Regions from separate parts of the Homo sapiens genome. Here region 1 is linked to region 2. The links are chromatin loops, found by intact Hi-C in ENCODE. Cell type or tissue: OCI-LY7. All regions are shown on one strand. Links, peaks and the distances in the headings refer to the core of each region. The heading gives the core; the rest is flanking DNA. Region 1 has its middle 44 kb from the start of TEX2. Region 2 holds the start of POLG2 (DNA polymerase gamma 2, accessory subunit).

Region 1 (17,021 bases), core at 5,549-13,548, 190 kb after region 2:
GCTGGGATTACAGGCGTGTGCCACCACGCGCAGCTAATTTTTGTGTTTTTAGTAGAGATGGGGTTTCACCATATTGGCCAGGCTGGTCTCGAACTCCTGACCTCAGGTGATCCTCTCGCCTCAGCCTCACAAAGTGCTGGGACTACAGGTGTGAGCCACCGCGCCCGGCCTGTTGTTTTCTTTCTCTGGCCTTCTTCAGAGTTCTCCCTCACTCTCCTCTCTCATTCTTTCTCTGCTTCCTCCTTTCCCTTCCTTTTTCTCCTCTAGTTCAGTTTTTCTCTTTGTCTCCCTCCCATTAATTGGCCAGAATACATAACTAAAGTTTATAAACTTCTCTTTTAAAATTTAGTTGTATTTATTTTAGAGACGAAGTCTTACTTTGTTGCCCAGGCTGGAGTGCAGTAGCTGTTCATATGTGTGATCATAGCACACTACAGCCTCAAACTCCTGGGCTCAAACAATCGTCTTGAGTAGCTGGGACTACAAGCGCATGTCAAAGCACCTGGCCTGAAGTTTATATGTTTCTTGCATATCTTGAAGAATTTTATATTCCCAGGGTTGTTCTTGGTTTTGTTTGTTTTTTGGTTTTTTTGTTTTGTTTTGTTCTTTGTTTGTTTGTTTGTTTTTGAAAGCCAATGCCTGGAATATTTTTTACTTTTCTCTCTTTTTAGGGAAAAAAGCCTCCAAAAGCCTTCAAAGTTGTTTTCTATGTATATTTGACCCTCGGTGGATTATTTTTCCAAGGATTTATTGGACTCATTAGGAAAAAGTCCCCAGTTGCTGCCTTACTTCCTCCCAATCCTAGGATATGCTCATTTTCCTGGAACCTCTTGGCACAGGAGGGTCTGGCATGGTGCCGGGTGCTGTTCCATCAGTTTCTGGTACACCAACACACCCTCCTCAGGGACTGGATTGTTTGGGCCAGAATTTGCAGCATGAGGAAATCTCCCAGTCTCCTCCCAAGACTTCTACAGAGTCTGGGACTGGATTCTAGGAAAGGAAAAAGAGTGGATTTCAGTGCCTTTCAACGACAGACCCTAAAGCGGAACCTAACACCGTCTCTAGAAGCCCATCACACCGCCAGCCGTTGATTAAAAGTGTGTATCCCTGGGCCAAGACGAGCTCAGTTTGCAGATGGTGTCTCTGGCAGGGTTAGTTTAAGATGAAAAAGATAGCAAATTTTAAAAGTTCTTTTCGGCTGGGCACGGCGCCTCACGCCTATAATCCAGCACTTTGGGAGGCTAAGGCGGGCAGATCATTTGAAGTCAGGAGTTCGAGACCAGCCTGACCAACATAGTGAAACCCTGTCTTTACTAAAAATAAAAAATAAAATAAATAAAAAAAATTAGCTGGGGTGTGGTTGCGCACGCCTGTAATCTCAGCTACTTGGGGGGGCTGAGGCAGGAGAATCGGTTGAACCCAGGAGGTGAAGGTTGCAGTGAGTTAAGATGGCACCACTGCATTCCAGCCTGGGCAACAGAGTGAGACTCTGTCTCAAAAAAATAAAAATAAAAAACAGACTGGGCACGGTGGCTCATGCCTGTAATTCTAGCACTTTGAGAGGCCAAGGCAGGCAGATCACAAGGTCAGGAGTTTGAGACCAGCCTGACCAACATGGTAAAACCCTGTCTCTACTAAAAATACAAAAATTAGCCAGGCATGGTGGTGTGCACCTGTAATCCCAGCTACTCTGGAGGCTGAGGCAGGAGAATTGCTTCAACCCAGGAGGAAGAGGTTGCAGTGAGCCCAGATCGCACCACTGCACTCCAGCCTGGGCAACAGAGCGAGACTCCGTCTCAAAAAAATAAAAAATAAAAATAAAAATAAAAAAATAAAAAGTTCTTTTCATCAGGAAGCTCTTGACTACAGTCATTTCAATAGACCCTTGGCATTTGCAGATTAAACACTTGAGGTTTTGATTATTTAGAGAATGACCACAATGATTTAGATTTGAGGCAGGCTGTCCTTCCATTGGGCCCCTGTGGCAGGGCCATTTGCAGAATTAATTTGCTGTTAATCTCCCTGGGATCCTTCCTGTCCCTGCTGCCACACAGACCTCTAGAAATCCCAGTTTGTGTGTGCTTCTCACCCCAGGAGAGGTTGTAGAGCAGGAATGGGCAGAGGTGGAGCAGCAGATAATAAAGTGTCCCCAAAACTAGAAAGAGAAAGCTGCAGGGATCCACTCTCTGCCTCCAGGTGATGGAGAGTCTGTCAGGGAAATGGCTGATGCCTGGGGCACCCAGGAAGGCTAGACTACAGGCCCTGGGTACCCAGATAGGCTGGACCCCAGGCCCTGGGTCTTACAGCCTTGGCAGAGATCCCATGCACCTCATGTGGCCGGGAGCCAGTGGACCACCTGCCTTCTGTGGACCTTGGAAGCCTGGACTTCAAGGAGCTTGAACAGTGACCATAACCAGAGTCCCTTCCCCTTCCTCTGTTTTCTAGGAACCACAGGAGCCTTCCAGATTCTTGTGCCACCCTAGAGGGAAGGAGGGATTTTCCAATTGAGGCAAACATTAACTTTCCCAATAGTCTGGCAGAATGGGAGCTCAGAGGCAGATTCTCTTTCATTTAATGACAGTGACATAATGTGATGTTTGTCGCAAAACCAAGTTTGGAGTTGATAAGTCATGCCCTCTATATAAAACTTTTAATCATATTCTTTGAGGCTGGCAAGCAGGAATGGATAGCATAGCTGGTGAGTGAGCCTAACCAGCCACTCAGTAGCCTCATCTTATTGAGTATATTTGCAAGAATTTTTTTTTTTTTTTTGACAGAGTCTCGCTCTGTCGCCCAGGCTGGAGTGCAGCAGTGCAATCTCAGCTCACTGCAACCTCTGCCTCTCAGGTTCAAGCGATTCTCCTGCCTCAGGCTCCCGAATAGCTGGGATTACAGGCATGCACCACCATACCCAGCTAATTTTTGTATTTTTAGTAGAGACAGGGTTTCACCATGTTGGCCAGGCTGGTCTCAAACTCCTGACCTTGTGATCCGCCTGCTTCGGCCTCTCAGAGTGCTGGGATTACGGACATGAGCCACCACGCCCGGCCTGTTTGCAAGAAATTCTTAAGTGCCTATTAAGGGTCTAGATCCTGTGCTATGTACAGGGGATACATCAGAGAACCAGACAGACATGGTCCCTGGAGCTTGCAAGGCTTTGCTCAGAGAAGTCAGGTTTTCCGGTCATGCCTGTCAAGGGGAAAGTTGCTAGATTGTGAGATGTTTGTAGGAGGCTTCCCTTTCTAGTGTTACAGGTCTACTCAGGAAGCGGATCCAACATCTAGAAGACCCTGTAGTCATTGCAAAAGATCCTCAAGGGCATGAGGGCGTATTCTTTACCAATTTACAGTGCTAAAAGGACACTTTTGTCCTTTTGCGAGGGTCTTTGCAATAGTTTTTGTTTGTTTGTTTGTTTGTTTTTTAAGATGGAGTCTCACTCTGTCACCCAGGCTGGAGTGCAGTGGCACAATCTTGGCTCACTGCAACCTCCACCCCCCGGGTTCAAGTGATTCTCCTGCCTCAGCCTCCTGAGTAGCTGGGATTATAGGCGCCCACCACCACACCCAGCTAATTTTTGTATTTTTAGTAGAGATGGGGTTTTACCATGTTAGCCAGGCTGGTCTTGAACTCCTGACCTCGTGATCCACCCGCCTCGGCCTCCCAAAGTGCTGGGATTATAGGCGTGAACCACCGCACCTGGCCTCACATCACCATCTTAAGGTTATGTGACTGTGAGGACCTTAGTCCCCGAGTATACACAGGTAGACATGTGCATAAACACACATGTCCATGCAGTCAGACACATGCACACACGCATGTGCACAGTGCACTGGAGAACAAGGATGCCCCCATCCTGCCCTCACAGCGATCTTGTGCCAAGACTAACACAGGTGCTTCTCTCTGTTTTGTGGAGATGTTGGCATATGGGCTGTGATAGCTGAATCAAAAAGTGAAAATTAAGACAGCATGACTCCACATAGTTGAACACGCCGCCTTTGCTTATCAGAGTTTATTCAACAAACAGCAAGCGTCTGGTTTATGCTAAGCTCTGCAATTCCATGGCTGTGTGGAAGATGCCAGGCAAGCAGATACCCCAAAGAACTGATACAGACTAAAAGTTCTTCTGCAAAGCCTACCATAAGCCTACCCAGGCCTCAAAGATGGCAGCCCTTCCCACAGTGCTTTGCACACAGCAGGATCATGGCAGCCCCAGTCCAGTCTCTTTTTTCAAGATGGAACCAACTGATCCATGTGGTTGAAACAGACTAATCCAGGCCATTCAGGCAAAAGCCTGGGATTTGACTGGGGCAGAACCCAGCCTGGGATTACAGGTATGCACCACCATGCCCAGCTAATTTTTGTATTTTTAGTAGAGACAGGATTTCACCATGTTGGCCAGGCTGGTCTCGAACTCCTGACCTCAAGTGATCCGCCTGCTTCAGCCTCCCAAAGTGCTGAGATCACAGACATGAGCCACTGCACCTGGCCTGTTTGCAAGAAATTCTTAAGTGCCTATGAAGGGTCTAGATCCTAGGCTAAATACAGGGGATACATCACAGAACCAGACAGACATGGTCCCTGGGGCGTGCGAGGCTTTGCCCAGAGAAATCAGGTTTTCTAGTCATGCCTGTCAAGGGGGAAGTTTCTCAGTTGGTAGCTGAGGCCACTTGATATGTTGCAGAGTCAAGCCCCTGGGCCCTCTCACAGCCAAGGGTTGTCAAAGTGGCAGAACCAATGCCAGGTGGAGAAAAATATTTCATGTGTGTGCCACATATGTGACAGACAGAGGCAGAACTTGGCAAGGTGAGGTGGGGTGGAGGGGTTGGTGGGGAGTGACAGTTGAAGATGACCACGGTGACCTCTACTTGTAACAAGTGTACCAGACAGAAAAACATGCCCTAGAAAATCTTTAAATTGAAATAATAATAATAATAAAAGACAAGGGGTCTAAAAGAAAAATTGTATTGACATTTATTAAAATATATTAGTTAATATTCATAGGATGTTCTGAGGCTCTGTAAAAGAACTAGGTTTTTGAAAAGGCTTCAGCAGAAGTCAGTAATTGTCCCTGCTCTGCAGTGGAGGACAACTTCCTAGTGGCCAGAAAAGGTGAATTTGCTGGATGTGCAGTCAGAGTTTAATGATAAACTCTGGCAAAGACTTTATGCAACTTGGCCGGGCACGGTGGCTCACGCCTGTAATCCCAGCACTTTGGGAGGCTGAGGCGGGCAGATCACTTGAGGTCAGGAGTTTGAGACCAGCTTGGCCAACATGGCAAAACCCCATCTCTACTAAAAATACAAAAATTAGCCGGGCGTGGTGGTGCATGCCTGAAATCCCAGCTACTCAGGAGGCTGAGGGGGGAGAATCGCTTGAACCCGGGAGGCGGAGGTTGCAGTGAGCCGAGAGACGCCACTGCACTCCAGCCTGGGTGACAGAGCGAGACTCTATCTCAGAAACACAAAAAAGACTTTATGTAACTTGAAGAAACAGAGCTGGCTTCCCCTCTGGTCTCTGTGCTCTTCCCCTCTGCCTTAGAGATAGCTGGGCCTGGGGAGTTCCAGGCAGAGAGTCAGCAAAGGAAAGAGGAGAAGGTTTATAGTAGAAACTCAATAAACATTTGTTGATGTATTCAACAAATCCAAACCATGAGTTGCCTGTGGTTTAATGTTTGTCAAAGATTTGAGACGTTGGTGGATAATTACAGAAGATATTCCTAGACATGTTTATTCTAGATTCTTTAGTTTTCATCTTCATTTTCAGTTGGATCATCACAATATAATTCACCTGAACCATAAGAACTATAATGTGTTTTTCTGTTTGTTTGTTTGTTTGTTTTGAGACAGGGTCTCGTTCTGTCACCCAGGCTAGAGTTCAGTGGTGTGATCTTGGCTCATTGCAACGTCCACCTCCTGGGTTCAAGCGATTCTCATGCCTCAGCCTCCCAGGTAGCTGGGATCACAGACTCATGCCACCAGGCCTGGCTAATTTTTGTAATTTTAGCAGAGACAGGGTTTCACCATGTTGGCCAGGCTGGTCTCGAATTCCTGGCCTCAAGTGATCCACCTGCCTTGGCCTCCCAAAGTGCTGAGATTACAGGCATGAGCCACCATGCCCAGCCTATAATGTGATTTAATATTATACCCTTAGTCTTTGCAGATAAAACAACAATGTTCTTCAACCATGACTTTGGGTTTTTTTGGTAAACATTGTCCAATGTGAGGCCAAAGGGATATTACACAGGGTTCTCCAGGACCAGGTTCCTCCTGGATGTGAGTCCCTGCGGAGCACTCAGTCTTCCTTAGCTCAGACAAGGAACGTTATGGAGTCCCACGTGCTTCCCGTTTAACCTCAGCTGCCAGAGGACTCAGAGCCAAATTCTGCCCCCATTAGAGTAATTAACTATGATCTAGTGCCTGTTAGGCTGACTCCCTCTTCCTTTAGATGATATCTCTTCCATTTGGACTCCTAACTGTTCCATTCTATATTACCTCTCATCTTGTCCACTGCTTCAGATCCTTTGGGGAAAATACCTAACACAAATTAAAAAATAAAATAAAATTAGAGCTTAGAAAATTAACTGATAGAAACCAGTCCGGCTTTTAGATTGTATTCATTTAGAAGAATAAGAAGAATATTCCCACAGTCTATGTGACCCTGGGCAAATCTTCGTCTTGCCCAGAGACCTAGGGCTCCTTTCTTCATCAATGAAATGAGGGGATTGGACTCTGTTATCTTGAAGGTCCTTTTAAGCTTCATTCATTCAGCAAATATTTCATATGCACCTACTATGTGCAGACACTGTTCTAAGTGCTCAGAAAATATCAGTGAAGACAATAGACAGACAAAGATCCCTTCCCTCATGGAAGTTAGATTCTAGCAGGGGGAGACAGAAATGAACAATAAACGCAGGAGGTAGATTATATGATATGTGAGAAGGTGGAGAAGGCTGGAGGAAACAAAGAATCAAGCAAGTTAAGGGAGGGTGTGAGGGGGTGGGGGAGGCAGCAGTGTTTAATAAGGATGTCTGGGTGAGCCTCATCAAGAAAGTGAATTTTCACTTTGACAGGCCAAGGTGGGTGGATCACTTCAGCTCAGGAGTTTGAAACCAGCCTGGGCAACATGGCAAAACCCCGTCTCCACAAAAAATACAAAAATTAGCTGGGCATGGTGATGCATGCCTGTAGTCCCAGCTACTATGGAGACTTGGGAGGATCAATTGAGCCCAGGAGGTTGAGGCTATAGTGAGCCATGATCACGCCATTGTATGCCAGCCTGGGTGACAGAGCAAGACCCTGTTTCAAAAACAAAACACAAACAAAAAAGAAAGGTTTGAGCTAAGAACTTGCAGGAGACAAGGAAATTAGTCAAGCAGAAGGATATCTGGGGGAATGGCATGCGAGGCAGAAGGGAAAGCTAGGGTCGAGGCCCTCTGGGAAAGAAGCAAGGCCAAGGGGCTGGAGTAGAGGGAGGAAGAGGGGAAGTAGTGGAAGATGAGACTAGCTTTACTACTGATTATGATGTAAGAATAGTGGCCAATTTCCTTTCCAACTTGGGCCCGGCAGAATGGCTCCTGCAAAGAAGGGTGATGAGAAGAAGAAGGGTCATTCCGCCATCAACGAGATGGTGACCCGAGAATACCCCATCAACATTCATAAGTGCATTCATGGAGTGGGCTTCAAGAAGCGTTCCCCTCAGGCACTCAAAGAGCTCCGGAAACTTGCCCTGAAGGAGATGGGAACTCCAGATGCACACTTTGATACCAGGCTCAACAAAGCTGTCTGGGCCAAAGGAATAAGCAACGTCTCATACTGTATCCATGTTCGGTTGTCCAGAAAATGTAATGAAGATAAAGATTTACCAAACAAGCTCTATACTTCGGTTGCCTACGTACCTGTTACCACTTTAAAAAAATCTACAGTCGGTGTGAATGTGAACTAACTGCTAATCATCAAATATACCAAATAAAGTTATAAAATTGTTTTTTGTTTGTTTGTTTGTTTGTTTTTTGGGGGGGTGGGATAGAATCTTGCTCTGTCACCCAGGCTGGACCACAGTGGCGTGATTTTGGCTCACTGCAACCCCCACCTCCCGGGTTCAAGCAATTCTCCTACCTCAGCCTCCCTTGTAGCTGGGACTGCAGGCATGCACCACCATGCCCAGCTAATTTTGGTATCTTTAGTACAGATGGGGTTTCAGCACGTTGGCCAGGCTGGCCTCAAACTCCTGACCTCAAGTGATCTGTCCGCCTTGACCTCCTAAAGCGCTGGGATTAGAGGCATGAGCCACTGTGGGGGCCAAAATTGTTTAAATATATATATATATATATATATATATATATATATATATATATATATATATATATATAATAGTGGCCAGGCATGATGGCTCATGCCTGTAATCCCAGCACTTTGGGAGGTCAAGGCGCTTTGGGAGGGCAAGATGGGAGGATCCCTTGAGCCCAGGAGTTCGAGACCAGCCTGGGGAACATACAGAGATCCTGTCTCCAAAAAAATGTTTTAAATTAGCCAGGTGGAGTGGTGCATGCTTGTGATCCCAGCTACTCAGGAGGCTGAAGCAGGGGGATCACCTGAGCCTCAGGGGTCAAGGCTGCAGTGAGCCGTGATGGCTCCACTGCACTCCAGCCTGGGCAACAGAGTGAGATTTTGTCTCAAGAACAGAAGCCACTAATTGTAAATAGATTATAGTTCTTCATAGGCTTGTTCTAAACCCCTGCTACTCAAAGCGTGCTCTTCAAATCAGCAGCATCACAATCACTTGGCCATTGTTAGAAATGCAGAACCTTGGCCAGGACAACGGCTCATGCCTGTAATACCAGCACTTTGGGAGGCTGAGGTGGGAGGATCGCTTGAGCGCAGGAGTTTGAGGCTGCAGTCAGCCGTGATCACGCCACAGCACTCCAGCCTGGCTGGCAGAGTGAGACCCTGTCTCAAAAAAAAAAAAAAAGAAAGAATCTTGGGACCCATTACAGGTCTACGAAACTATAATCCTAATTAGCAAGATCCCCAGATTATGGAAAAGACACCACGTGCCTTTATAAATATATGGGCACTGCCAACATCATATGCTTTACCAAATAACAGCCTTAGTTGATTGAGACAAAACGAGTTTTCTTGCCTTAAGTTGCCCTTTCACAAGGGTTTTTGAGGACCAGGACCTACCAAGTGCGCCACCTGGTGGCAGCACAGATAAAATTTACACTCTAGGACCAAGATCACGTGTAGAATTCAAATAGCATAAAGTAATTATAGTTTTAACACAATTGGCTTGGACTTTTCAAAAATATCCATGTCAGAAAAGATCAAAATGGTCTGAAAAACTGCTCTAGATTAAAAGAGACCAAAGGGTCTGAACCGCTAAATGCAATCTGTTCAAAAAGCTATTCAAGGGCAGGCACGGTGGCTCATGTCTGTAATCCCAGCACTTTGGGAGGCCAAGGTGGGTGGATCACCTGAGGTCAGGAGTTTGAGACCAGTCTGACCAACATGGTGAAACCCTGTCTCTATTAAAAATACAAAAATTAGCCAGGCATGGTGACAGGCGCCTGTAATCCCAGCTACTCGGGAGACTAAGGCAGGAGAATTGCTTGAACCCAGGAGGCAGAGATTGCAGTGAGCCAAGATCGTGCCACTGCACTCTAGCCTGGGCAACAGAGCGAGACTCCATCTCAAAAAAAAAAAAAAAAAAAAAGCTAGTCAAGTACATAATTGGGCCAATTGGGAAAATTGAATATGGAATATATATCACAATATAGTATTAATGTTAAATTTCTTTCTTTCTTTTTTTTTGAAACAGTGTCTTGCTCTGTCATCCAGGCTGGAGTGCAGTGGCATGATGGTGGCTCACCGCAGCCTCAACCTCCTGGGCTCAAGCAATCTTTCCACCTCAGCCTCCGAGTAGCTGGGACCACAGGTGTGCGTCACCATGTCTGGCTAATTTTTTGTAAGTTTTGTACAGACAAAATTTCGCCATATTGCCCAGGCTGGTCTCAAACTCCTGGGTTCAAGTGATCCACCTGCCTCAGCCTCCCATAGTGCTGGGATTACAGGCATGAGCCACTGTGCTTAGCCTAATGTTAAATTTCTCAAGCATGGTAATATACTGTAATTATATAGAATGTCCTCATTCTTAGGGGATACATGGTGAAGTAATATTAGAAATATGATGCCTGCAACTAACTTTCAAAATATTTAGCAAACATTGAAATAATTTTTTTTTTTGAGAGGAAGTCTCACTCTGTTGCCCAGGCTGGAGTGCAGTGGTGTGTTCTCGGCTCACTGCAACGTCCGCCTCCTGGGTTCAAGCAATTCTCCTGCCTCAGCCTCCCGAGTAGCTGGGATTACAGGCGCGCACCACCATGCCTGGCTAAATTTGTATTTTTAGTAGAGACGGGGTTTCACCGTGTTGGTCAGGCTGGTCTTGAACTCCTGACCTCAAGTGATCCACCTGCCTCGGCCTCCCAAAGTGCTGGGATTATAGGCGTGAGCCATCGTGGCTGGCCAGAATAATTTTTTTGAGACAGGATCTCACTCTGTTGCCCAGGCTGGAGCACAGTGGTGAGATCTTGGCTCACTGCAATTTCAACCTCCCTGGCTCAAGTGATACTCCCACCTCAGCCTCCTGAGTAGCGGGTCCACAGGCACATACCACCATGCCTGGCTACTTTTTGTATTTTTTATAGAGACAGGGTTTCGCCCAGGCTGCCCAGGCTGGTCTCGAACTCCTGGCCTCAAGTGATCTGCCTACCTTGGGCTCCCAAAGTGTTGGAATTATAGCCATGAGCCACCACACCCAGCCAAAAATTAAAATAATTTTTAAAAAATGTTTGCGTGTGTGTGTGTATGTGTGTGTGTACAAACACAGAGGAGGAGAGATAAAGCAAATGGGCAAAATGCTAGCAACAAATGAATCTAGGTGAAGGATATACAAGTGTTCATTGTACTATTTCTTGTAACTTTTCTGAAAGCTTGAAATTTTCAAAATTAAAAAAAGGAGGCGGGCACAGTGGCTCACACCTGTGATCCCAACACTTTGGGAGGCTGAGGCAGGCGGATTACCTAAGGTCAGGAGTTGGAGACCAGCCTGGCCAACATGGTGAAACCCCATCTCTACTAAAAATACAAAAATTAGCAGAGTATGGTGGTGGGCACCTGTAATCCCAGCTACTCAAGAGGCTGAGGCATGAGAATCGCTTGAACCCAGGAGGCGGAGGTTGCAGTGAGCCGAGATCACACCACTGCACTCCAGCCTGGGCGACAGAGCAAGACTCAGTCTCAAAAAAAAAGAAGGGAGTATCACTTTTGGATACACTTTAAGTTGCAAGGAACTACTTAAGAAGGAGCCCTAGGATGTGTGGATCAGGCAGAAACAGCTGAAGTAAACTTGAATCCCAACTCAACGCTTATCTCTGTTTCTCTGGCTTATTGTTCTTGAGAGGTTAAAGATCAAACCTGTGAGTAGATAGAAAACTGAAGAGTTGATGTCCTACCTCTCTGGGCTGTGGAAGGAATGGAGGTGGGAAATCAGACACCTGTTTAAAAACAGAAAGGGCCGGGTGTGCTGGCATTTGCCTATAATCCCAGATGCTTGGGAGGCTGAGGCAGGACAATCACTGAGCCCAGGAGTTCAAGACCCTGTCTCAAATAAAAGGTAATTTTTTTTCTTTTTTTTTTTTTTTGAGAAGGAGTCTCGCACTGTCACACAGGCTGGAGTGCAGTGGCACGATTTCGGCTCACTGCAACCTCCGCCTCCTGGGTTCAAATGGTTCCCCTGCCTCAGCCTCCCGAGTAGCTAGGATTACAGGCTTGAGCCACCAAGCCTGGCTAATTTTTGTATTTTTAGTAGAGACGAGGTTTCACCATGTTGACCAGGCTGGTCTCGAACTCCCGACTTCAGGTGATTCACCCGCCTCAGCCTCCCAAAGTGCTGGGATTACAGGCGTGAGCCACCGTGCCCAGCAAAAGATTTTTTTTTTAAGAAAAAAAAAAAAAAGGTGGCTTACACCTGTAATCCCAGCACTTTGGGAGGCCGAGGTGGGTGGATTGCTTGAGCTCAGGAGTTTGAGACCAGCCTGGGCAACATGGCAAAATTTTGTCTCTACGAAAAATACAAAAATTAGCTGGGCATGGTGGTAGGTGCCTGTGGTCCCAGCTACTTGGGAGGCTGAGATGGGAGGATCACTTGAGCCTGGGAGATGGAGTTTGCAGTGAGCCAAGATCGTGTCACTGCACTCCAACCTGGGTAACAGAGTGAGACCCTGTCTCAAAAAAAAAAAAAACTGTCATCATGAAATGTCAAGATCTATCAGTGAATGGAGCTCATTGCAAGTTAGGACTTTCTCAGCCACTCAACATCCATTACTGAGCACACTATGGAAGGATGAAGGGTTGGTGGGTTGAAAGGGAAAGTCTGAGTAGAAGAGTTGAGGGCACTCAGCTGGAGGTAGACTGAGTCCCACAGAAGCATTTCCACTCTGCTTGCTGCTGCACAATTGTGTGTTGACCTCCTTACTCAGAGGGTGGGAGGGCGATGGTCTTTGTTAAGGAAGGGCAGGGAAAGCCCAGGCTCACAGCCCCCTTGGCCTCCTCACCAGGGCAGGCTTAGCCCCTCACAAAGTCTCCAGGGCCAGCAGCCTGGCCTGACGGGCCCATGTGTTCAAGCCCAGGAGAATTTCCCATTCTTTAAGTTGCTGGTGAGGGTGACTCCAGGGAAGGGACCCTGTCTGGCTGAAAGCTTCCCAGCAGAGCCTGAAGAATCTCTTCAGCTCCTTCCCATCTGGTCAGACCTCTCACCCAGACAGTTGCCATCTCTGGCTCTTCATAACTGGCAGTACCCAGTGAGAAAATAACAGAGCTTGGCCCGGCTTAGTGGCTCAGCACTTTGGGAGGCCGAGGCAGGTGGATCGCTTGAGGCCAGGAGTTCAAGACCAGCCTGGCCAACATGGTGAAACCCTGTCTCTACTAAAATTACAAAAATTAGTTGAGTATGGTGGTGCACGCCTGTAATTCCAGCAACTCAGAAGGCTGAGGCACAAGAATAGCTTGAACCCAGGAGGTGGAGATTGCAACAAGCTAAGATTGCACCACTGCACTCCAGCCTGGGTGACAGAGCAAGACTCTGTCTCAAAAAAAAAAGACAGAAAATAACAGAGCTTTAGGAATAAGATGAAGATGTAATCTCAGGCATTAGCATCACCCTGGAATCCTACAGGGGTAGATCCTGCCTTAGTGCAAATGGTTTAGGGGGCCCTTTGATCTTCTCTCTGCCATTCCTATTCCAGCCAATCAGCTTCTTTTATTTTCTCTCTGTTAACCATTAACTCAACATTGCTCTGCCTGACCCCCAGCTCCACCTATTACTTCTGAGCTGATAACCAAGTCAGAGAATAAAATATTATCTTATATTTATATCATGCTTTACAATTGACTGAGCTCTTTCTGATAATGTTCTCAATAAGCCTCATTCTATCATGTGAAGAAGGTATGATCCCATTTTAGAGCAGGGAAAATAAAGTTCAGAGAGGTCAAGCAACTTGCCCATGATCACACAGCTGGTTGACAGAGGTTTTACAACTAGCCCACTTCCCCTGCTATCCAACAACTTAGAGCAGAGGTTTACAAATGTTAGCTGCATATTAGAATCACCTGGAGATCTTTAAAAAGCTGATGCCTGGGTCCCATCCTCAAACATTCTCATTTAATTGGTCTGGGGTGAATTTGGACACTGGGAGGTTTTTAAAGCTGCCCAGGTGATTCTAATGTTTAGCCAGGGCCAAGAATCACTACTAAGCATGGCCTCTCTAAGACTGTCCAGACCTTTCATGGGAAACTCTTTAATACCAAAGCTCTTCAGGAATCAAAGGAATGTTGAATGGTGAGTTTCCGTGTGTGTGTGTGTGTGTGTGTGTGTGTGTGTGTGTGGTGTGTGGTGTGTGTGTGTGTTTCCTTTCTTTTTTTTTTTTTAGATGGAGTTTCACTATTGTTGCCCAGGCTGGAGTGCAACGGCATGGTCTCAGCTCACTGCAGTCTCCACCTCTCGGGTTCAAGCTGTTCTCCTGCCTCAGCCTCCTGAGTAGCTGGATTTACAGGCGCCCACCACCACGCCCGGCTAATTTTTTTTTTTTTTTTTTTTTTTTTTTTTGAGACGGAGTCTCGCTCTGTTGCCCAGGCTGGAGTGCAGTGGCGGGATCTCGGCTCACTGCAAGCTCCGCCTCCCGGGTTCACGCCATTCTCCTGCCTCAGCCTCCCAAGTAGCTGGGACTACAGGCGCCCGCCACTACGCCCGGCTAATTTTTTGTATTTTTAGTAGTGACGGGGGTTTCGCCATGTTGGCCAGGCTGGTCTCGAACTCTTGACCTCAGGTGATCCACCCGCCTCGGCCTCCCAAAGTCGTGGGATTACAGGCATGAGCCTCTGTGCCCAGCCTCAGTCTTTTTTCTATTTATTTATCCACCCTGGCTATGTGTGTTACATGAGGACAGGGGCTCTGTGTGGCATGCCTTTTTATCCACAGTATCTGGCATGTGGTAGGTCCTCAGTGAATATTGATTGAATAAATTATTTCCTTTTACATAAACAGGATTGTTTTGTACAGGGATATTTTTCCTCTGCCTGCTATTCTCATTTAACAGCAGATATTTATTTATTGTCTATACAGGTCTGTCTTATCGTTTTGGGTGTTTCGCCTCATTATTTTTAACTGCCTGGTATCCCACAGTATGGAAGGACCCTCATTTATTTAACCAGTTGCCTGTTAATAGGTTTTTGTTTGTTTGTTTGTTTTCTAACAGTAGGGAAAGTCCTTGCAAATAGCATTATGCACATGTCTAAGTATTCTCTAGGATCGATTTCCAGAACGGTAGCTGTGGGTCAGAAGATGAGCATATTGAACATTTGAATGAACATTGTCCTCCTTTGGACTTGGTCATGGCAGTCTTCCCTCCTGGAAACTTCTCTTTCCCAGCTACACTGTAGATCCTGGAGCACAGGGGAGGTAATAATGGCCTTTTCCATTCCTTTTTTTTTTTTTTTTTTTTAGACGGAGTCTTGCTCTGTCACCCAGGCTGGAGCGCAGTGGCACGATCTCAGCTCACTGCAAGCTCTGCCTCCCGGGTTCACGCCATTCTCCTGCCTCAGCCTCCCGAGTAGCTGGGACTACAGGCGCCCGCCACCACGCCCGGCTAATTTTTTGTATTTTTAGTCGAGACGGGATTTCACCATGTTAGCCAGGATGGTCTCGATCTCCTGACCTCGTGATCCGCCCGCTTCAGCCTCCCAAAGTGCTGGGATTACAGGCGTGAGCCACTGCGCCCGGCGGCCTTTTCCATTCTAAGGCAGGAATGAACTGTCCAGGCAAACTTCAAGAAACTCTGCCAGGGTGCCCTTGCTTGCCAGAGATGGATGGAGGAGGAAAGGGTGAAAACATGAAATATGACAGCTAAGAACATTGAGCTTCGGGCAACATTCTGTGCGGTGGGCGGCCAGTCCCCTGCCCACACTGTAGGTGTTAGTATCTCGGGTGAGATGCTGTCAGCTGAGAGGACCTGCCCGTTAGCTGAGTGTCTGGGGAGAACGAAACACACAGGCTTCATCCTTCACACATAGAGAGAGCAAAGCTTTTCTAGGAAAATGAAGTGATGGGTGTTTACAGCATTGGCAAAATTACCAACCATGCATTGCAATTCTCAGTCTCTGCAAAAAGAAAATAATGAGCCTGTGTGTTCCTAGGATGATTAAACAGTAATTAGTCTTCAAAAGCTTGCTAAATGCCTCTCTTTAAAAACCACCCAGCTAGGCAATTTTTCTTTCACATTTAATAGCAACTATTCCCGTATTCTTTCTTGTCAAAAGTGGCCATAATTGTGGGGGTTTGATGAGACAAGCACCCTCGGAGGCTCCGGTGGGAGAGGGAAGTGGCGCAGTCTTTCTGCAGAGTAATTGATGATTTGTCCCGGGAGCCTTGAAAACCTGCCTGCCCTTTGGCTCAGTAACTCCACTTCTAGGAATCTATTCTAAGGCAATAAATAGACCCAGAGACAAACAGTTACGTACAAAGATATTTATCACAACTTTGTTTGTAGTACAAAAATATTTGAATCACCAGACGCTTAATGATGGATGATGTTGTACTAAAAGTAAGTGCTAGGTACAGGGATGGATGAGTTTTAGAATCAGCTGGAATTTCATTAGACACACGTATGCACACATGTATACACACACACACACACACACACACACACACACACACACACACACACTGAGACAGCAGCTGGGTGGCCCAGGCACAGTGTGAGCATTTCTATTTTTAACAAGCTCACCCAGGTAATTCTTTTTTTCTTTTTCTTTTTTTTTTTTTTTTTGAGACAAGGTCTCATTCTGTCACCCAGGCTGGAGTGCAGGGGCATGATCTTAGCTGACTGCAACCTCTGCCTCCTGGGTTCAAGCGATTCTCATGCCTCAGCCTCCTGAGTAGCTGGGATTACAGGCATGCACCACCACACCCAGCTACTTTTTGTATTTTTTAGTACAGACTGGGTTTTGCCATGTTGCCCAGGCTGGTCTTGAACTCCTGGCTTCAAGTGATCCTCCTGGCTCGGCCTCCCAAAGTGCTGTGATTACAGGCATGTAACATGGCGCCTGGCCAGTTCTTATGTTAACACCAGGTGGAAAATCATTTGCCTGATCCCTCCAGAATTATGGATTTTTCTTCTTATTTTTTTAACATCCCACAATGGGCATGAATTACTTCTATTTTTTCTTTTTTAGAGACAGGGTCTCCCTCTGTCACCCAGGCTGGAGTGCAATGGCATAGCACTCCAGCCTGGGAGCTCATAGCTCACTGCAGCCTCAAACTCTTGGGCTCAAGTGATCCTCCTGTCTCAGCCTCCTGAGTAGCTGGGACTATAGACATGCACCACCACACCTGGCTAATTTAATTTTTTTTTAATGTAGAGACGAGGTCTCACTATGTTACCCAGGCTAATCTCAAATTCCTGGCCTCAA
Region 2 (8,665 bases), core at 666-8,665:
TAGAAAAGGATGAAAAGTAAGTTTTATTAACTCTGTTATATTTGCTTCCTAACAACTTTGCTGTAAAATTGAGGGATCATTGTTTGGTGAGTTGTTTTAGGTTATTTCAGTTGGTGTGATTTCATTTAGTTAGCCTACTAATCCTGAAAATTTCTTGAATCCTTCAAATAATGGCTGTCACCATTTATAGCTTTCCTATAGAAGGAATTCATGTGTCCCCTGGTTGACTTAAGGACCAAGGGTCGAACTGCTCGATAAGTGGATTAGCAGGCGTTTCCTCTTTGACTTCCAGCCATGTAAATTGAACTTAATGTTTTGCTGACCATAAATGTGTGGCCCTAGCAATGGTCTTTTAAAACTCAGGATTTTTCCTTTCTCTCTCCTATTATTAGACTTATTCGTCTAATGGAAGAGATCATGAGTGAGAAGGAGAATAAAACCATTGTTTTTGTGGAAACCAAAAGAAGATGTGATGAGCTTACCAGAAAAATGAGGAGAGATGGGTATGTGTGAGCTCCTCCATTGAAGCAGATTGATTAAAACAGCTTAGGAAAGGGCAAACTTGGATCACGAGCAGTGGATTTTTTTCATATCTGATAGTGAATTTAACTTTTTCATTTCTGGCGAAATTAAAGAGATCTGTGACCAAAAGTGGTCAAGCACTGGAGTCTGAGGTTTTCAATGTGAGTTTAATAACACAACTTGTCTTTTAACTTAGGTGGCCTGCCATGGGTATCCATGGTGACAAGAGTCAACAAGAGCGTGACTGGGTTCTAAATGGTAAATATTTCAAATGAAGTATTTTTCCCCCTTACTTAACCTAGCTAGAATTCTGCTCAGATAATTGATCATGTATATGCCTTCCTTTGTAGAATTCAAACATGGAAAAGCTCCTATTCTGATTGCTACAGATGTGGCCTCCAGAGGGCTAGGTTAGTACAAACTCGCATTCATGGCTTGGTTTCCCAGAAGATCTCCATTTAACTTTTTTAAAGAAAGTTTATTGCTTTCTTTAACCTGCATTTTTTCTAAGTTTTTTTTCACATAAAGGTGCTGTCTTTGTGGCAAGGCCTAGGCATGACAATCGGAGGACTCGAGGGGGATGGAGGACTAGTGATCGGCTGGCTGCTTCCAGTCGATTAGAGAGGTGAAAAAGCTGAACGTGTGCCAGTAATCTTCAAAAGGCAGAACATATCACCTCTGCCCCGTAAACTGTTCTCTCCGAGGGAAAAAATGGAAGTTATCCTCACAGTTCACTGCCGTGGTATTTCTTCTGTCCCATGCTTTGCATGACTGCCATGGTACAGCCTTGTTTCAAACTGTTCACTGTGATCTGTGGGTCTTTGAGTTTCAGTGAGTTTGCTGAAATGTCGAAGAAGTAGTTCCAAACTTCAATGTTCAATGAAATTTTTGTTCAAGTTTGAAATGGAGAGAGCAGCTTTAAAAGGTACTAAGCCTTTTACAAATTGGTGAGTACTGGCACATGAGATCTAGAGCAGGAGCAACTTCTCACACATAGTAAGTGGGAAAAGAAAGTGCTTTGAAAGTTCCTCCCTCACCTACACAGTAGTCGTCATGTCGAGACCTGCCAGAGAGAGACACATTCTCAAGTGAATCCTGGCTTCTTGGAAGCGCTTGCCTAGACGAGACACAGTGCATAAAAACAACTTTTGGGGGACAGGTATGTTTTCTTGCAGCTGCGGTTGTAAGGTCTTGGCAAGACAAGCAGTGTGGCCAGAATTTTGAACTTCTGATGAATGTGTAATGCAAAGGACCTTGTACATTTTTTTGTTTCAAGGTCCTCAAAATGAGCACATGAAGAGGTTGCTGTGAAACTTTAAGTGGCCCTACTGCGCAGAAGCATTCAGATGTCACTTGATGATCTGTAAGGGAACTTGCTGATTTGGGAATGTGCTTAGGGAACACACATTCCTTTTGACAGGGTCTGTCACTGGGTGGGTGATGAATTATACAGATGACATGTGCTTTTTTTTCTTTTTTCAACCTCAATGGTATTCCTACAGGAAATGGATAACCATTTTAACTGTATTTTTTGCAGCCCGTACCTTCTTGGGAATACAATTGTCTAACTTTTTATTTTTGGTCTGGCTGTTGTGGTGTGCAAAACTCCGTACATTGCTATTTTGCCACACTGCAACACCTTACAGATGTGGAAGATGTGAAATTTGTCATCAATTATGACTACCCTAACTCCTCAGAGGATTATATTCATCGAATTGGAAGAACTGCTCGCAGTACCAAAACAGGCACAGCATACACTTTCTTTACACCTAATAACATAAAGCAAGTGAGCGACCTTATCTCTGTGCTTCGTGAAGCTAATCAAGCAATTAATCCCAAGTTGCTTCAGTTGGTCGAAGACAGAGGTTCAGGTAAGGATGACTGATAGGAAATGTTGGTAGTTACGAGTCACATCGTTGTCTACAAATCCATTTAAATGGTATTGGAGGGTGAGTAAAACCTTGAATGTGAAAACTTAAGCTGAAAAATTGTAAAAACATTTCACGCCTACCATGAATAGATCTGTTTCTTTCTGTCCACAATGATTTGTGTCATAGACATAATTGATCAATTTGCAATTGTTTTCTTGACAGGTCGTTCCAGGGGTAGAGGAGGCATGAAGGATGACCGTCGGGACAGATACTCTGCGGGCAAAAGGGGTGGATTTAATACCTTTAGAGACAGGGAAAATTATGACAGAGGTTACTCTAGCCTGCTTAAAAGAGATTTTGGGGCAAAAACTCAGAATGGTGTTTACAGTGCTGCAAATTACACCAATGGGAGCTTTGGAAGTAATTTTGTGTCTGCTGGTATACAGACCAGTTTTAGGACTGGTAATCCAACAGGGACTTACCAGAATGGTTATGATAGCACTCAGCAATACGGAAGTAATGTTCCAAATATGCACAATGGTATGAACCAACAGGCATATGCATATCCTGCTACTGCAGCTGCACCTATGATTGGTTATCCAATGCCAACAGGATATTCCCAATAAGACTTTAGAAGTATATGTAAATGTCTGTTTTTCATAATTGCTCTTTATATTGTGTGTTATCTGACAAGATAGTTATTTAAGAAACATGGGAATTGCAGAAATGACTGCAGTGCAGCAGTAATTATGGTGCACTTTTTCGCTATTTAAGTTGGATATTTCTCTACATTCCTGAAACAATTTTTAGGTTTTTTTTGTACTAGAAAATGCAGGCAGTGTTTTCACAAAAGTAAATGTACAGTGATTTGAAATACAATAAATGAAGGCAATGCATGGCCTTCCAATAAAAAATATTTGAAGACTGAATTAAGTGGAAATTGTACTTTATTTTATATAATGTCATGTAAAACTTTGCTTAAGATGGTCTGGTTTTTTTTTTGTTTTTGTTTGGTTTTTTTTTTCCATGAAAACAAATGACTGTTCCTTTTTATTTAATTTGGGAGGCAGGGGGAATCAGAAGGCCCTTCTTTATAATGAGCTATTCATATTGCAGGAGTCAGAATGAATTGATACAGGTGAATTTTTAGTTACAGGCTAAATTGCATAAAAGCTTTGTCAGCTTCCAGCATCAGGGGAGTCATTTAATAGCCTTTTTCCTTATTTGCTAGTATGGTTAAATGAGAAAATAGTAAAATAGATACAAAGTCATCTATATAGTGTGAGAACGTGGGTGACTTTTTCAAAGTTTATAATTTAAAAAGCTCCAAATAACTGGCTTTTTCAAGAGACTTATACTCATGCTCTTGGCTATACTGTGAATTACTGAAATGTTGAACAAACCTGTGAAAGACATACATTAGCCCTTTAAGATGGCCAGGAGCTAAGCTTGAGTCTCCTTTACTGAATTTCGTTCTTAGTGCAGGTTACTTGTAGATTCTAGTCTTCACAGGCTCCCTGGGGCTCTTAACTAGTCACACTGGGAGTCATGAATGTCTTTCCAATAATTCAGGGAATTCTAGAGATCCTCAAACTGTAAGGTCTATTCATACTCAACACAAGGAAAAAACCTCATTAAAATTAATGACTAATCAGGAGGCAACGTAACCAAAAGCACAGTGAATGAAAGTTTTCATGGTAGGTTCAACATGGGTTTATTGCTAGAAAGATCCAGGGGATAGCTTTAGGTTTAACTTCGGCTCACCAACGTAACTTTCTAATCATTTATTTCAGTAATAGCTAGAAGTGGGTCTGAATGTTTTCCCAGAGTCTGATACGTGTTTTTTTTTGCCAGAAGAGAGGTCTTCAGGAGACTTCATTTAAATTCTGATTATTAAACTGAGGCTTTAATTGATGTTAATGCCTTATGTCAAATGTAAAGTTAGAATTTGCTAGGGCTGGGATAGGGAGTGATATTTCTAGGACTTAGACATTGAAAACTAATTCAGCCTGTAGTAACCTGGATGGTTTTCAATGGCATGGTTAGTCAAATTCATGGTTTTAAACTTAGAAGCAGCTTTCGGGGGAGAGGGTAGGTTGGAGCATTTATTACATATTTTACTGTTTAATGTCTTAACCGTGGGCCTTTTAATTTGTAAACACTGAAATGATTGTTGGGCTGTGGAAAACATTTACCTATTTACCTTGGAAGTTTTAAAAGACAGTCCACTTTTTAGCATGTGTGTTGTGTCCAGCCTGTGGTCGTCTTAACTAATAAATGTGATTTTTCTCCCCATTCTCTCTTTTTATTTATTTGCGTATAGGCCTTTTACCTGGTGTGAGTTCCTGAATGTGGAAAACACCTGGCAGTAGTACCCAGCTTTGCAGTTAATTACTATCTAGCTGGCCTTTTTTTAAACCCTTGTATACACTTGTAAAGAAGAACTATTTCCTGAACCTGGTACAGCACTTTACTAATGATAAAACTTTACTCCTGAATTACATTAACTCAATTGCTAAGCTGTTACCCCTCTTAATCAGGTAGTAGTTTGGTAGTCTCACAGTGAAATGTAGATTGTTCCTTTTTCCCTGAACCTCTTTAAAGGTTTTCGTAACTGAGGCTGGTATAAGAAATCATGGACTTTGGAATCAAACTTCCTCAGTCTGGGTATACCACTTTTCCACTTTCTGGGTAGGTCTTAAGGTCTCGACCTATTTAAATAGAAACTGCAAAATCAGAAACCTGCAATTTAATCATGAGTCTCTTAATAATAACAGTCACAAGTCTCATTGTTTTGATGAACCCATAGAAGGGGCCCCTGGAAGAAATTGCACGTACGTGGTTTTCTCTGACACCAGGAGGGTTTAAGACATGTCAGGGCCCCTTGGTTTATTTCTAGTGCATTCCCAGGTGAGGCAGATGCTGCTGGCTGGGGACTGCCCTTTGGAAGCCACTGCAATATTTAAAGTGACCATACCACTACCCTAGTCACGAAGCCTATCGCCCCCCTCCCCGGAAGCTTAAGCGTCAAGACAACGGCTCTGGGGTTAGGCCTAGGCCACCTGGCGGCAGCATTTGCCTAGTTAAGAAGGCCTGGGCTTACAAATCACCGTAAAGGACTAAAACTGTTTAAAGGGAAACCAAATGCCAAATTTAGTCCAAGTGCTTGATTGAGGTGTATATAGAAGGTGATTTGGATAATACTGAAGTATTTTAATTTTCTGGACTGCAAAACAGTGGCAGAAGGAAGTGACTCAAGTGGCTACACCACGGTTATAAATAGGTGGGAATAACCTTTACTGGTGCTTACGAGGAAAGAAAAAAGTCAATCTGAAGGGAGGGGCGCGACGCGAACGGCAAGCTAGCAGAGAACCATCCGAGCCGGCGTCCGCCATGGTGGGCGGGGGACGGCTGCGGCCGGAACGCAGACATGCGCTTCCGGGGTGGGGCCTGCCGCCCGCAAGCACGCTCACCTCCGTTGCGCCTGCGCCGTGGCCTCTCCGGATTCTGTTAACGGTAGTGGTGGCTTGTTGGGATCCGTTGAGTGATGGGAGAGTGTGCTCTTTAACTTCGGAGAGAGATGCGCTCTCGTGTAGCCGTCAGGGCCTGCCATAAGGTCTGCAGGTGCCTGTTGTCTGGGTTTGGGGGTCGAGTAGATGCGGGGCAGCCGGAGCTGTTGACGGAAAGGAGTAGCCCCAAAGGAGGGCATGTGAAGTCGCACGCGGAGCTCGAGGGGAACGGCGAGCACCCAGAAGCCCCCGGGTCTGGAGAGGGAAGCGAGGCGCTGTTAGAGATCTGTCAGAGAAGGCATTTCCTAAGTGGAAGCAAGCAGCAGCTTAGCCGGGATTCTCTTCTGAGTGGGTGCCACCCCGGCTTCGGACCCTTGGGCGTAGAGTTGCGGAAGAACCTGGCCGCAGAATGGTGGACCTCGGTGGTGGTGTTCAGGGAGCAGGTATTCCCGGTGGACGCCCTCCACCACAAACCAGGCCCTTTGCTACCCGGGGACAGTGCCTTCAGGTTAGTTTCTGCAGAAACTCTACGCGAAATCTTGCAAGACAAAGAGCTGAGTAAGGAACAGCTAGTAGCATTTCTTGAGAACGTATTAAAAACTTCTGGGAAACTACGGGAGAACCTTCTTCACGGTATGCTTCACGATTTCATGCTTCAAAACAGGTGTCGGGTGGAAAGGCGAGGCAGTCTTGCTGGATCTTGGGGATTGCAACTGGCCCTGTATTCCCATGCAAGGAAGTTAGTTAGTTCTCATCTTTTTGAAGTAGTCGGATATATTAACAGTGCTCTACCCTGGAGAAAACTGGTCCATGGAATCATTGCTGTTCCTTAAACAATCTGTCCGAAGGACCTGGGAACGCTCTCAATTTCACGGGGCAACTTCTGAACACAGTGCTGTCATTTAGTGCAATGTAGTCTAAGTGCATAAGGAACTACACAGACATTTTGAACTTTTCTTAGATTTATTCTAAGTAAAAATGTTGAAATTATAATTCTGAAACTATTTCATGTATATCATAGGATAAATCAAGGCCAGGCGCAGTGGCTCACGCCTGTAATCCCAGCATTTTGCAAGGCAGAGGCGGGTGGATCACCTGAGGTCAGGAGTTCGAGACTAGCCTGGCCAACATGGTGAAACCCCGTCTCTACTAAAAAGACAAAAATTAGCCGGCCGTGACGGCGAGCGCCTGTAATCCCAGCTACTTGGGAGGCTGAGGCAGGAGAATCGCTTGAACCCAGGAGGCAGAGGTTGCAGTGAGCCGAGATCACGCCACTGCACTCCAGCTTGGGTGACAAGAGCAAAACTCCGTCTTAAAAAAAAAAAATTCAAATAGTTGGGTTAGTTGTTATTAGGAACCAAGATATTCATTGTAAAAGAAGAGATAATATGTAAAAGAAGGTACGTATAAACTAATGTTAAATATGGATTGGTAAATTAAATATGAATTGGTAAATTAAAATTGAATATGGGTCTCACTCTGTCACCCAGACTCGAGTGCAGTGGTGTGATCATGGCTCACTGCAGCCTCGACCTCGGGCTCAAGTGAACCTCCCACCTCAGCCTCCCAAGTAGCTGGACTACAGGCACATGCCACCACACCCAGCTAATTTTTGTGTTTTTTGTAGAGATGAGGTTTTGCCATGTTGTCCAGGCTGGTCTTGAACTCCTGAGCTTAAGCAATCCGCCCATCTTGGCCCCCCAAAGTGCTGGGATTACAGGTGTGAGCCACAGTGCCCAGCCTCATGATTTTTAAAAATATATTTCCTAACTTTCTTCGTTTAAAGTTCCTAGAAGCAATGACCCTCAGTAGCAATGAGCACACCTAGTGCCCAGATCCTGGTTCCTTTTTTTTTTTTTTTTGAGACAGAGTCTCGCTCTGCCGCCCAGGCTGGAGTGCAGTGGCACAATCTCGGCTCACTGCAAGCTCCATCTCCCAGGTTCACGCCATTCTCCTGCCTCAGCCTCCCGAGTAGCTGGGACTAGACTACAGGCACTTGCCACCACGCCTGGCTAATTTTTTGTATTTTTAGTAGAGACGGGGTTTCACCTTGTTAGCCAGGATGGTCTCTATCTCCTGACCTTGTGATCCGCCCGCCTCGGCCTCCCAAAGTGCTGGGATTACAGGCGTGAGCCACTGCGCCCGGCCTCCAGATCTTGGTTTCTAAGATGAACCAGTACTGGGAGAAATGGCTGATTCCGGGTCTGGGGTTAGGGAAAGTACAAGGTGAGTTTGAAACACTTTATGGTGCTAAAAAGCAAAGAATTGCTTGAAGACTAATGGGTCATATAAAAAGGTCACAGATGCTGGCTTGAGGAGGGTTGTCACTGGCCACATCTAGGACAAATTGAACATTAAGATACATATTAATGGTAATGGATCATAACACATTGACTAAAATCTAAGAGTCAATAGTATTAATCAAAAACAAATAATTGACCCTAGAGGTCGGGGGCGGGGGGAAGAGGTAGAGAAAGCTTATGTTTTTACAGAAGCTATGGAATAAATGTAGAAGGAAAGATACATTAGAAAATTCACCATTTCATGATATTGCAAACCCCGATATCATTGATTCAAGCAACAGTCATCAATGGATTCTAAAATACTGGGTGAAATACTGTTGGGGAGCAGGATATTATTGGGGAGTGGATATTTACTACCTTAACCAAGTAATCAAATTTGGTGTCTTCAGTAGTGGAATAATTTGATAACATGTTCCTCATGTTATGATGCAATAAGATACACACATCTACTATGTAGTAT

What was found. Peaks named below come from ENCODE experiments on the same cell type or tissue, not always from the same donor. Only the 100,000 strongest peaks of a DNase experiment are listed, where the experiment ranks them.
Region 1: it touches region 2 in a loop (9-fold over the local background); 32 of 110 quality-filtered maps call a loop at or near these places.

What each region holds. Positions count from the first base shown.
Region 1 is chr17:64,299,236-64,316,256 of GRCh38, reverse strand. It overlaps the pseudogene RPL31P57. Among named protein-coding and RNA genes, the nearest start is that of TEX2, 44 kb to the right of the region's middle. In OCI-LY7, for the core only: a CTCF peak has its summit at 9,189 (motif pointing left); a DNase peak (open chromatin) is centred at 9,176.
Region 2 is chr17:64,494,277-64,502,941 of GRCh38, reverse strand. POLG2 (DNA polymerase gamma 2, accessory subunit) reads left to right here and starts at 5,888. Exons shown (of 8, transcript NM_007215.4): 1 at 5,888-6,535. The coding sequence starts at 5,974. DDX5 (DEAD-box helicase 5) reads left to right here. Exons shown (of 13, transcript NM_004396.5): 8 at 1-16; 9 at 393-503; 10 at 719-780; 11 at 873-932; 12 at 2,169-2,393; 13 at 2,616-4,688. The coding sequence ends at 3,019. MIR3064 (microRNA 3064) reads left to right here and starts at 2,103; the gene lies at 2,103-2,168. MIR5047 (microRNA 5047) reads left to right here and starts at 1,629; the gene lies at 1,629-1,728. It also overlaps a transcript of MILR1 not described here. RefSeq lists enhancers at 5,611-5,750, 6,131-6,200, 5,852-6,711. In OCI-LY7, for the core only: CTCF peaks have their summits at 5,269 and 5,474; DNase peaks (open chromatin) are centred at 2,901, 5,451 and 5,841; H3K4me3 peaks cover 4,867 bases; H3K27ac peaks cover 5,844 bases.